Regions from separate parts of the Homo sapiens genome. Here region 1 is linked to region 2. Evidence: read pairs that join two places in POLR2A ChIA-PET (ENCODE). Cell type or tissue: OCI-LY7. All regions are shown on one strand. Each heading gives the region's core, and the rest is flanking DNA. Links, peaks and the distances in the headings are about the cores only.

Region 1 (5,383 bases), core at 325-5,324, 160 kb before region 2:
ATGAATATAGGGAACAAATTACCAATTTGTTGTCCTCTACAGATATTGTTAGACATTTAAGAGAGGAAAAAGGAGCTTGAACATTCAGTACCCTGGAATATGTTTAACCAATAGATACCTGGGCTCCTCCCCTTTCTAGGCCCTGTGACAGCCATCCTACTATTACTTGCCTTTGGGCCTTGCATTTTTAACCTCCTTGTCAAATTTGTTTCCTCCAAGATCAAGGCCATCAAGCTACAAATGGTATTACAAATGGAACCTCAAATGAGCTCAACTCACAGCTTCTACCGAGGACCCCCAGATTGACCTGTTGGTCTCCGACTGGCCTAAAAAGATCCCCTCTGGAGGACACCACAACTGCAGGGCCCCTTCTTCGCCCCTAACCAGCAGGAAGTAGCCAGAATGACTGCCGCCCAGTTCCCAACAGCAGTTGGGGTGTCCTGTTTTAGAGGGGGGACTCAGAGGAGGGGCCAGCTGGGCTTCCTGGGTCAAGTAGTGGCTCAGAAAGCTGTGAAACTCACTCATTTCCTGCATCAGAACTTACTTCGGTCCTGGATGGATAATATTGAAGATATATGCTTAAAATATGCCTTACACCAAAACATAAATAAAGAAGACAGAAAGCCTTTCCCAGACAAACAAAAGCCGAGACAATTTACGATCACCAGAACCATCTTATAAGAAATGGTAAAGGGGCCGGGCGCGGTGGCTCACGCCTGTAATCCCAGCACTTTGGGAGGCCGAGGCGGGCGGACCACGAGGTCAGGAGATCGAGACCATCCTGGCTAACACGGTGAAACCCCGTCTCTACTAAAAATACAAAAAATTAGCCGGGCGAGGTGGCGGGCGCCTGTAGTCCCAGCTACTCGGGAGGCTGAGGCAGGAGAATGGCGTGAACCCCAGGGGGTGGAGCCTGCAGTGAGCCGAGATTGCGCCACTGCACTCCAGCCTGGGCGACAGCGAGACTCCGTCTCAAAAAAAAAAAAAGAAATGGTAAAGGGACTTCTTCAATCAGGAAGAAGAAACACTAATGTGCAAATGGAAAACATTTGAAGGTATAAAAATCACTGGTGAAATTAAAAACATGGACAACCCTAGAATACTCCAATAATGTAACTGTGGTGTGTGATAACTCCAGTATGAGACTAAAAGACAAATCTAACAACAATAATAATAGCTATAGCAACCTGTTAAGAGATAGGAAATACAAAAATATGTAAATAGGTGAGGCACAGTGGCTTACGCCTGTAATCCCAGCACTTTGGGTGGCCGAGGTGGGTGGATCACTTGAGGTCAGGAGTTTGAGACCAGCCTGGCCAACATGGTGAAACCCCATCTCTATGAAAAATACAAAAATTAGCTGGGCATGGGGGTGGGCATCTGTAATCCAGCTACTTGAGAGGCTAAGGCAGGAGAATCTCTTGAACCCAGGAGGAGAATGTTGCAGTGAGCCAAGATCACACCACTGCACTCCAGCCTGGGTAGCAGAGCAAGACTCCATCTGAAAAAAACAAACAAACAACCCCAAAAATATGTAAATAGAAGCAACAAAAAGGCCAAATGTGGGAGAAACAGTTAACATGTAGGGCATTTTGCTTTTTCCTTGTTTCTATTCCTTTCTTTGTGACCTAAGGTAAGTCGTCATCTCTTTAAAATAATCTGTTATATCTATAAAATGTAAGACTCATGGTAACTACAATGCAAAAACCTATATTTACTAAAAAATAAAAAGCAAAAAATTAAAACATACTACCAGAGAAAAATCACTTAACCACAAAGAAAGACAAGAAGAAAGGAACGTAGGAGTTACAAAACAACCAGAAAACAAGCAACAAAATGGCAGCTGTAAGTCTTCACCTACCAATAACAACACTGAATGTAGATGGACTTAACTCTCCAATTAAAAGGCACAGAGTATAAAGAAACATGACCCAACTATAGGCTGCCTACAAAACACCCACTTCATCTATAGAAACACACGTAGACTAAAAGATACTCCATGCAACTAGAAGCAAAAAAAAAGAAAAAGAGTAGCTATATTTATATTAAATAAACTATAAGTTAATTCCACTACTGGGTATATATCCACAAGAAAAAAAAACAATGTATCAAAGAGATAACTGCACTCTCATGTTTATTAACACACTATTCACAATAGCCAAAATATGGAATCAACCTAAGTGCACATCAGTGATGAATGGATAAAGAAAATGTAATGTATATTCACAACGAAATATAATTCACACAAAAATGAATGAAATACTGTCAGTGCCACAAGATGGATGGAATTGGAGGTCATTATGTTAAGTAAAATAAGTCAAGCACAGAAAGACAAATATTATATGTTTTCATTCATATGTGGGAGCTAAAATACGCTGGTCTCATGAAGATAGAGAGTAGATTGATTGGCGATTACCAAAGGCCAGAAGGGTAGCACGGAGAGAGCAAGAACAGAAGTTGATTAATGGGTATAAATATACAATTGAGTAGAAGAAATAAGATCTAGTGTTTGACAGATCAGTAGGGTGATTATAGTTAACCATAATCTATTGTGTATTTAAAAATAACTAGAAAAAAATAATTCAAATGTTCCTAGTATAAAAGAAATATTTAAGGGATGGCTACCCCAATTACCTTGATTTGATCTTTATACATTATCAAATTTGATACAAATGAATGTATCAAATTATCACATGTACACCAAAAATATGTACATTTATCAATAAAAAATAATTTTATGAGAGCGATTTGAACACAAGCAGTCTAGACCTAAGGCCACATTCTTTCTTAACATCTATATTATTATAAATACTCTACCTGGTTATAAATAAAATAATCATACATGTTTAAAGAAACAATTGGATTTTTTAATGACCAGACAAGACCAACAAAAATGATCAAGTATATTTGATAAAGGACAATACAAAAATAAAACTGACCCCTACCTTGTATTACACACGGAAAAGTCAGTTCTAGGAGGATTGGGAATATAAATATGAAAGATAAATAAAATTTCTAACAGATAACATAAAGGAATGTCTTCATGATCACAAAATAGGGAAAGTACAGAAAGGACTAACTACAAAGGAAGAGATTATTAAAATGGACTACGTTAAAATTAAAACCTCTGGCCAAGCGCGGTGGCTCACACCTGTAATCCCAGCACTTTGGGAGGCCGAGGTGGGTGGATCACAAGGTCAGGAGTTCAAGACCAGCGTGGCCAACATGCTAAAATTCTGTTTCTACTAAAAATACAAAAATTAGCCAAGCGTGGTGGTGCACACCTGTAATCCCAGCTACTCGGGAGGCTGAGGCAGAAGAATCGCTTGAATCCGGGAGGCAGAGGTTGCAGCAAGCCGAGACTGCACCACTGCACTCCAGCCTGTGCGACAGAGCAAGACTCTATTTCAAAAAAAAAAAATAATTAAAACCTCATTTATCAAAAAATACCAAAGAATGAAAGAGCAAGCCATGAAGTAGAAAGATTAGAAAGATATTTGCATGAAAAGATATTGGTAATAAACGTAACTGACAAAGGGCTTGTATCTAGAATATATAAAGAACTCCTATGATTCAATAAGAAAAAGACACACTCTAACAGCCAATAGGCAAAAGATTTGAACTAGTACATCACACACACAAAAAAACCAAATAGCCTTTAAACGTACGAAATGATGTTCAACATCTTTAGTCATCAGGAAAAATGTAAATTTGAAACTGCAATGAGATACATCCATCAGAAAGACTAAAACTAAAAAAAAAAACTAATAATACCATATGTGAAAATGGAAATTGAAAGCAGTCTGAAAAAGCGAAGGAAGCCTAACACAAAATAATTTTTTGTTGTTGTTTTTTGGTTTTTCTTTGCAGTTTTTACAGTTTTATTTAAACACAAAACATGCACATGAGCTGTCTATTCATTTTCTTCACTGCGCAGCCTGGCGTTGGGGTTGGTGTGACTCCGATGGACAGCTGGGCAGCTCTTTCCACGATGGCTTTGCAGTTCTTGGAGGAAACATCTCAGCACAGTAAGATCTGTTGCACATCAGCAGCACTTCCAGCTCCTTGATGTTGTGGACCAGGAACTTCCAGAAGTCAGTAGGCAGCATGTGCTTTGTTTTTTTTGTCGCTCCCACAACCAATGTTGGGCATCAAGATTGGTCCTTGAACCTTCTACGAACCCTGTTGTCAATACCTCTGGGTTTCTGCCAGTTACACTTAATTTTGACATATCAGTCAGTCTGGTGCCGGAAGAACTTCTTAGTTCTCTTTTTGATGATCCTGGGCTTCACAAGGGGTCTGAGGGTGGCCATGATGCTGAGGAGGAGATGGCTGCCACCTCCGTAGGCAGCGCCGAGAGAGGGGCTTTTTGTTTTTTGAGACTTCAATTTAAATTTTACTTTAAAAAAAAAAACTTACAAAATACAAAGTAAAAAGAATGAGAACAAAATAAATTTTCAGATACACAAAAATTGAAAGAGTTCATACCAAAAGACTTCACTAAATGAACACTGAAAGACGACCTTCAGAAAAAAACAAAATGATCCTGGACAGTAGTGTAAAGATATAGAAAGATGAGGCCATGCAGGTAGGTAGGTGCCAAATTATGTAAGTCCAGCATGCCAAGCCAAGGAATCAGAGGCTCCACAGGGATCTAAGGAGGTTCTAAATAGCAAAGTGATTTGATCAGGCCTGTTCATATTATTCTGCCCTTCCCCTTTGTGTGTTTGTTTCTTTAAGGTATCATTTAAGTATCATTTTCACTCCAATCTCACTGTGATCTATCCTTTAGAATTTGTAGACCACTTTTTAAAGAAGGTGGAGTCTAAGTCTCCACTGGCCACTTTACTGTAGGTTAGACAACTGAAGTAGCAAATTAACCCAAATTAACTAGTATCCTCCATTTATGCAGTAGTGTTTAAAAAATAAAAAAGTTGGGCCAGGCATGGTGGCTCCTGCCTGCAATCCCAGCACTTTGGGAAGCCAAGGCAGGCAGATCTCTTAGGCCAGGAGTTCGAGACCAGCCTAGCCAACATGGTGAAACTCCATCTCTACTAAAAATACAAAAAGTAGCCAGGCGTGGTGGCAGGTGCCTGAAACCCAGCTACGAAGGACGCTGAGGCATAAGAATCGCTTGAACTGGAAGGCAGAGGTTGCAGTGAGCTGAGAGCACACCACTGCACTCCAGCCTGGGCAACAGAGCAAGACCCTATCTCAAAAAAAAAATAAAAAATTTAAAAATAAATAAGTTGTCTATGGGGCAGAGAGAGGTGAAGTTAAAAAATAAAAACACTAGATAGCAGATGAAGGAAAGAGCTGGCAGGAAGAGCAAATCTATGTTTAATTTTGCCAATTTCTCTTTTGCTGATATGGTTCCAGAAAA
Region 2 (5,383 bases), core at 325-5,324:
AATTCAAAATAGATTTAGCACTAAAAAAAAAAAAAACCCTCAAGTGATCCGGATTTTAAAACATTTCTGAGATATCAGACAGACTATTTTGTTGAGTAAGAAGATCCTTAGTGTAACATTTAAGCCTGTCCCTTTGAAGTGACAAAATTTCTACCTTCTGAGGAGCTATAGCTGTATAACTCAAGATTCCAAATTCAATGATACAAATCTGTACTTACTGTTACTGCTGTGGAACTGTCCTTTTTTGACTATTACCTGCCACAGATTGTTTGGTCTTAGAATTCTGCATGCTTTTTGCTTTTAAAATTATGGTCAGGAAGCAAAATGGCATGTTTGCAAGTATAGTAAGTTATTTTCATTCTGTAACTTTATAATAATAATATTGGCAAACTTTTTTTTAGTTGATGACCTGCCAAGCACTGTGTTAACATGTTATATCATTTAATTTTGGCAAAAATCACATGAGAAAACTGAATCTCTGAAAACTTAAGTAGCATGCCTAAGATCGTATGACTAGCTAAGAGGCAGATCCAGGACCAGAAATCAAGACTGTCTTACTGCAGAGTCTGTGCTGTGTGATTTTTCTGCTGGACAATTTGCAATTTTATGTGGAAGATGATTCATTTTTTCACCTTATAATCTTGAAAGCTGAGTCCTTTTTTACTTGATAAGTATTTATTGAGAGCCCATCACATGTCAGGCACCTTGAGAACTATAGAGGTGGTTGAAACACATCTTTATGATTAAGGCGTTCACCTAGCAGCATTATTCACCATAGCCAAAAGATGGAAGCAACCCAAGTGCCCATTGATGGTTGAATGGATAAACAAAATGTGGTATTTACATACAGTGGAATATTACTCAGCTTTAAAAAGGAAGGAAGTTGTGACACATGCCACCACGTGGATGACCTTGAAGACCTTATGCTAAGTGAAATAAAAGCCAGTCACAAAAAAACACATTTTGTATGATTTCAATTATATGAGATATTTAGAGTAGTCAGATACAAAGAAATATAAAGTAAAATGGTGGTTACCAGGAGCTGGGGGCAGGAGAGAAGTGGGAAGCTGTTTAGTGGGTGTAGAGTTTCAGTTTTAGAAGATGAAAAAGTTCTATAGATTGGCTGCACATCAATGTGAATATACTTCATGTTATTGAACTGTATACTTAGAAATTGTTAAGATGGTAAATTTTATGTTATGTATATCTAAAAAACCAAACAGATACACCTTATGTCTTAGTCCATTTGTGCTACTATAGCAAAATATCTGAGACTGAGTAATTTGTGAACAACAGAAATTTATTTCTTACAGTTCTGGAGGCTGGAAAAGTCCAAGATCCAGGCGCCAGCAGGCTTGGTGTCTGCTGAAGGATACTCTCTGCTTTTCTACTCTTGTGCCCTTTGGATGGTGCCTTGTTCCTGCATCCTCCAAAGGATGTGTGGTCACATGGTAGAAGGCACAGAAGGACAACTCACCCCTTCAAGCCCTTTTTGTAAGGTGCTAATCCCTTCATAAGCATGGAGCGCTCATGGCCTAATTACCTCCTAAAGTTCCCACCTCTAAATACAGATGCATTGGGGATTAAATTTCAACATGAATTTTGAAAAGGACACAAACCATTCAAATCATAGCACTCCTTTACTACTTGGTAGAAAGTGATCAGTGAGACAGGAAGGACTGAGAAGTAATAAGTGTTAGAAATGGCTTCCAAGACAGGGTAGATCTGGCTGCGCAGCAGAAGATGGATAAAATTTGTGTGTCAATGAGGAAGGTGAGAAGGGCAACTCAGGGGAAGGGAACAGTGAGCAAAGTTATAGACATGCTTTAAAGTCCAGTCCTTGCAAGGAACAGATCTCCAAGTTCATGGTTCTATAATTGTGGGTGTCCCAGCCATCTTTGCTGTGGTCAGAGACCTGAAAGCAAAGTCTAAACCAGGTTCATGAAGTTGTGGTGTGCTGGACAGGTACTCATTCATGATTCATTCAGTAAACATTTACATAGTGCCAGGTGCTATGCTAGGCACTTTATGTATGGTGGCAGATTTAATAACCCTAACAACTTTGGAGCTATTAATAGCTCCAATTAACAGATGCAGATGCAGATGCAGAAATTGTGACTCAGAGAGAGGAAGTAACCTGTCCAAAATCACATGACGGGTAGGTGGCAGGAGCAAGACTTTTCCTATAGAGCCCATGCTGTGTCCACTAAGCCACACGCTTCTTCTTGCAGGTGAGTGCCAGGTGATGTCTGCTTTTGAACTACAGTCAAAATGGCACCTGGCCGCCACCACTTGCCATCTTCTTGCTGCTTCTGAGGATACCTTACATTTCTGAGGCTCAGCTTTCTTTTCGTTTTTCTTTTTTGTTTTTGAGACAAGGTCTTGTTCTGTTGCCCAGGCTGGAGTGCAGTGGCATGATCACGACTCACTGCAGCCTTAACCTCCCATGCTCAATCAGTCTGCCCACCTCAGCCTCCTGAGTAGCTGGGGCTACAGGTGCACACCCCCACATCTGGCTGATTTTTGTATTTTTTTTTTTCGTAGACACAGGGTCTCATTCTATTGCCCAGGCTGGTCTCAAACTCTTGGGCTCAAGTGATCCTTCCTCCTTGGCCTCTCCAGTAACTAGGACTACAGAGGTGTGCCACCATGCGTGGCCTCAACTTTCTTTTTTGTTGTTGTTGTTAATGTTGTTTTTCCTAGCCACCTAGATGACCAGGGACAGGCTCAGCTTTCTTGTCTGTGAAATGAAGGCCTGTATTAGACCAGGTTATTTCTAAAGTTTCTCCCAGATCTAAAAACCTAATTTATTCATTCATCAAACACAAGTTTTATATCTATTATATGCCAGATACTGTGCTCATGGGTAGTAGCAATCAAGATTTGACAGCACACTGTTTTTGACTATAAGGAGATTGTAGGCTAAAGAAAGAGACGTAAAAGAGATGATTATCATACAGTATGGTCATAATGCTGGCAGTGTACATAGAGATAACTACTGGAGCATAGAGGAGGGGCACCTGACCCTGTCTAGGATGAGAGGATGTTAAGAGGAAATGACTCCAGGAAGATAATGAAGAAGACCACAAGAACCTCATCCTTCCTGTTGTCCCTATGGTCATAAGCATGTTATTTATTTATTTATTTACAGAGTCTCCCTCTGTCTGTCACCCAGGCTGGAGTGTAGTGGAATAGTCTCAGCTCACTGCAACCTCTGCCTCCCAGGTTCAAGCGTTTCTCCTGCCTCAGCCTCCTGAGTAGCTGGGATTACAGGCATATGCTATCACTCCTGGTTACTTTTTGTATTTTTAGTAGAGACGGGGTTTCGTCATGTTGGCCATGCTGATCTCAGGCTCCTGACCTCAAGTGATCCACTCACCTTGGCCTCCCAAAGTGCTGGGATTACAGGCATGAACCATAACACTTGGCCACTTATTTATTAAAGTCATTAAAACTTTGGCAAACTTTTTATTTTAAGTCTTATGGAAAATTTAGTCATATATGACAGTTAAGTTCCCAGCAATTTGTCAAATATCTATAAGGTTTAGAATCTCTTCCAGATTAGAGAAAGATTATAAGGTTAAAAAGGGACCTGTGGGTTAGATTTTTTTTTTTTTGAAGGCATTTAGGAAGCATAGAGCAGATTAGTAAGAGACTCAAGGGTCCAGAGTTATTGGAGATGCTCACAACTAAAGTCACAGATGGTTATGCTTCAAAAAAGCAAGTGAAATTGCCAAGACACTGGGTAATATATGTGATTTTCTCAAAATTACTAAGTACCGCTGAGTTACTAAGGATTAGAATTACTAAATATACAATTTCAATACTAAGAAATTGAAGTGGAGGTTGAGGGGCAAAAGTTAGGCACTAACCATTAATTGAGCAGCTGTGCTCTGCCCTTTGCATTTATAATTTTATTTGATCCTCCCCACAATCCTGTAATGTAGGTGTTCTTATCCTGGCTTTATAAGTACAAAAACTGAGGCTCAAAGAGGTTGTGACTTGCTTAAGGTCACAGCTGGAAGGAGACTAAACAGTGGTTTAAGGCTCCTTCCTCTACTTCATGCTCCTTCAAAACACTAGAGTTTCTATTTCTGGAGGAACCACCCAGGGTGCAGGGCATAGACGCCTCCCTTCCATCTATGGAGCCCAGGGGATTCATGATAGTTAGGGGAGGCCAGCTCTTCAACTTTTCTAACACACTGAAGGACAGCTCCAGTTCCCTGTGTCTTCTCTCTGAGGTGGTAGATCACCAAGTCACAGGGAAAGTTTTTTTACTAAAACATTAATATATTAATATTGCCTTGCACCTCACTGTCTCTTTTCCCAGTCAATGTATGAGTGTTTGATCTTGGCAATTTGTCTTTTAGAAGTGGCTCATAAAAATCATCTGAGAGAATGCTGATTGAGGTCAGCTAGGTTTGTAGTGGATCCCTTCTCCCTCCCCAACAAAGGAAAACTTCAGCTCATTTGCTCCAGATTCTATCTTTGCAGTTCTGAGAGACCTTGTCAACTGGTTCTTAGAGGCCTTGAACTATAAGATTAAGACAGGATCACATGGAAGGCTCAGCACTTCTAATCTGCTGCCTCAGGCTCCTTCTTCTCTCGTGTTCCCCTGTGGGCACAGTGTCTTGTCAGGGAATGTTTTCCCAGCTGGCTTTGGAGGCAGGCCAGACATCTCTCTCAGGCCCTTTAGCCCTTGCTGTTAAGTTCCCACACATGGCTGCATGCAACATGGAAAACTAGCTTCCAACATGGGTTGATGAATTATGGCAGTGGGGAAAAGTCTCCTCTAGCCAGGCCATTTCTCTTCCCTGGTATTCCATAGTTTGGGCTATAGCGAAATGGATAGAGGATCCGAGGTCAGGAGATCAGAGCTTAAGTCTTGGCTCAAGTCACAAATCCTGGGGCTGTGAGCACTTGATCTGTTTGAGCCTGTTTTTATTGCTGAAAAGGAAGGACTGATGACAATCCCAGCTTCATGCTGCTGTTCTGAGTCACGTAACTCAATATATAGTATAAATGGGCTTTATAACAAGCCTGTAGCGTGTTTTACAGATGCCAGAGCTTGTTCTTAAAGACCAAATTTGGCTCAAAGAGAAATGTTTCTGGAAATTGAGCAGGAGGCCTGCTCTGTCATCACTGGTCTCCAGTTCCTGGCAAACCTGATTATTGCTCAAGGAGGCATTTGTGGCATCATTCTCCTGTTTATTTTTGTAATCTCATTTATAGTATTGTAAATGCTACCAGAAGCTTTGGTGATTGTTGAATATTTATCTTTGAAAACTCTAGCCAGGGTTGTACACTCATACCCAGAACTATTTACCCCAGAGTAATTATTTGAATTCTTAGAGCTATGTGTGATTCATTTTCCAATAGATTC

What was found. ChIA-PET counts read pairs that join two places held together with the same protein. Peaks named below come from ENCODE experiments on the same cell type or tissue, not always from the same donor. Only the 100,000 strongest peaks of a DNase experiment are listed, where the experiment ranks them.
Region 1: POLR2A ChIA-PET joins it to region 2 with 6 read pairs; 2 of 35 experiments call an interaction of 5 or more read pairs at or near these places.

What each region holds. Positions count from the first base shown.
Region 1 is chr11:83,211,935-83,217,317 of GRCh38, reverse strand. The region is part of intron 5 of ANKRD42 (ankyrin repeat domain 42); the gene reads right to left. It also overlaps the pseudogene RPL32P24. Among named protein-coding and RNA genes, the nearest start is that of ANKRD42, 21 kb to the right of the region's middle. In OCI-LY7, for the core only: no CTCF peak of the experiment used is centred there; no DNase peak of the experiment used is centred there.
Region 2 is chr11:83,051,855-83,057,237 of GRCh38, reverse strand. All of the region lies in intron 1 of RAB30 (RAB30, member RAS oncogene family), which reads left to right. Among named protein-coding and RNA genes, the nearest start is that of SNORA70E, 13 kb to the right of the region's middle. RefSeq lists an enhancer at 2,202-2,361. In OCI-LY7, for the core only: no CTCF peak of the experiment used is centred there; DNase peaks (open chromatin) are centred at 2,077 and 3,047; H3K4me3 peaks cover 1,602 bases; H3K27ac peaks cover 1,124 bases.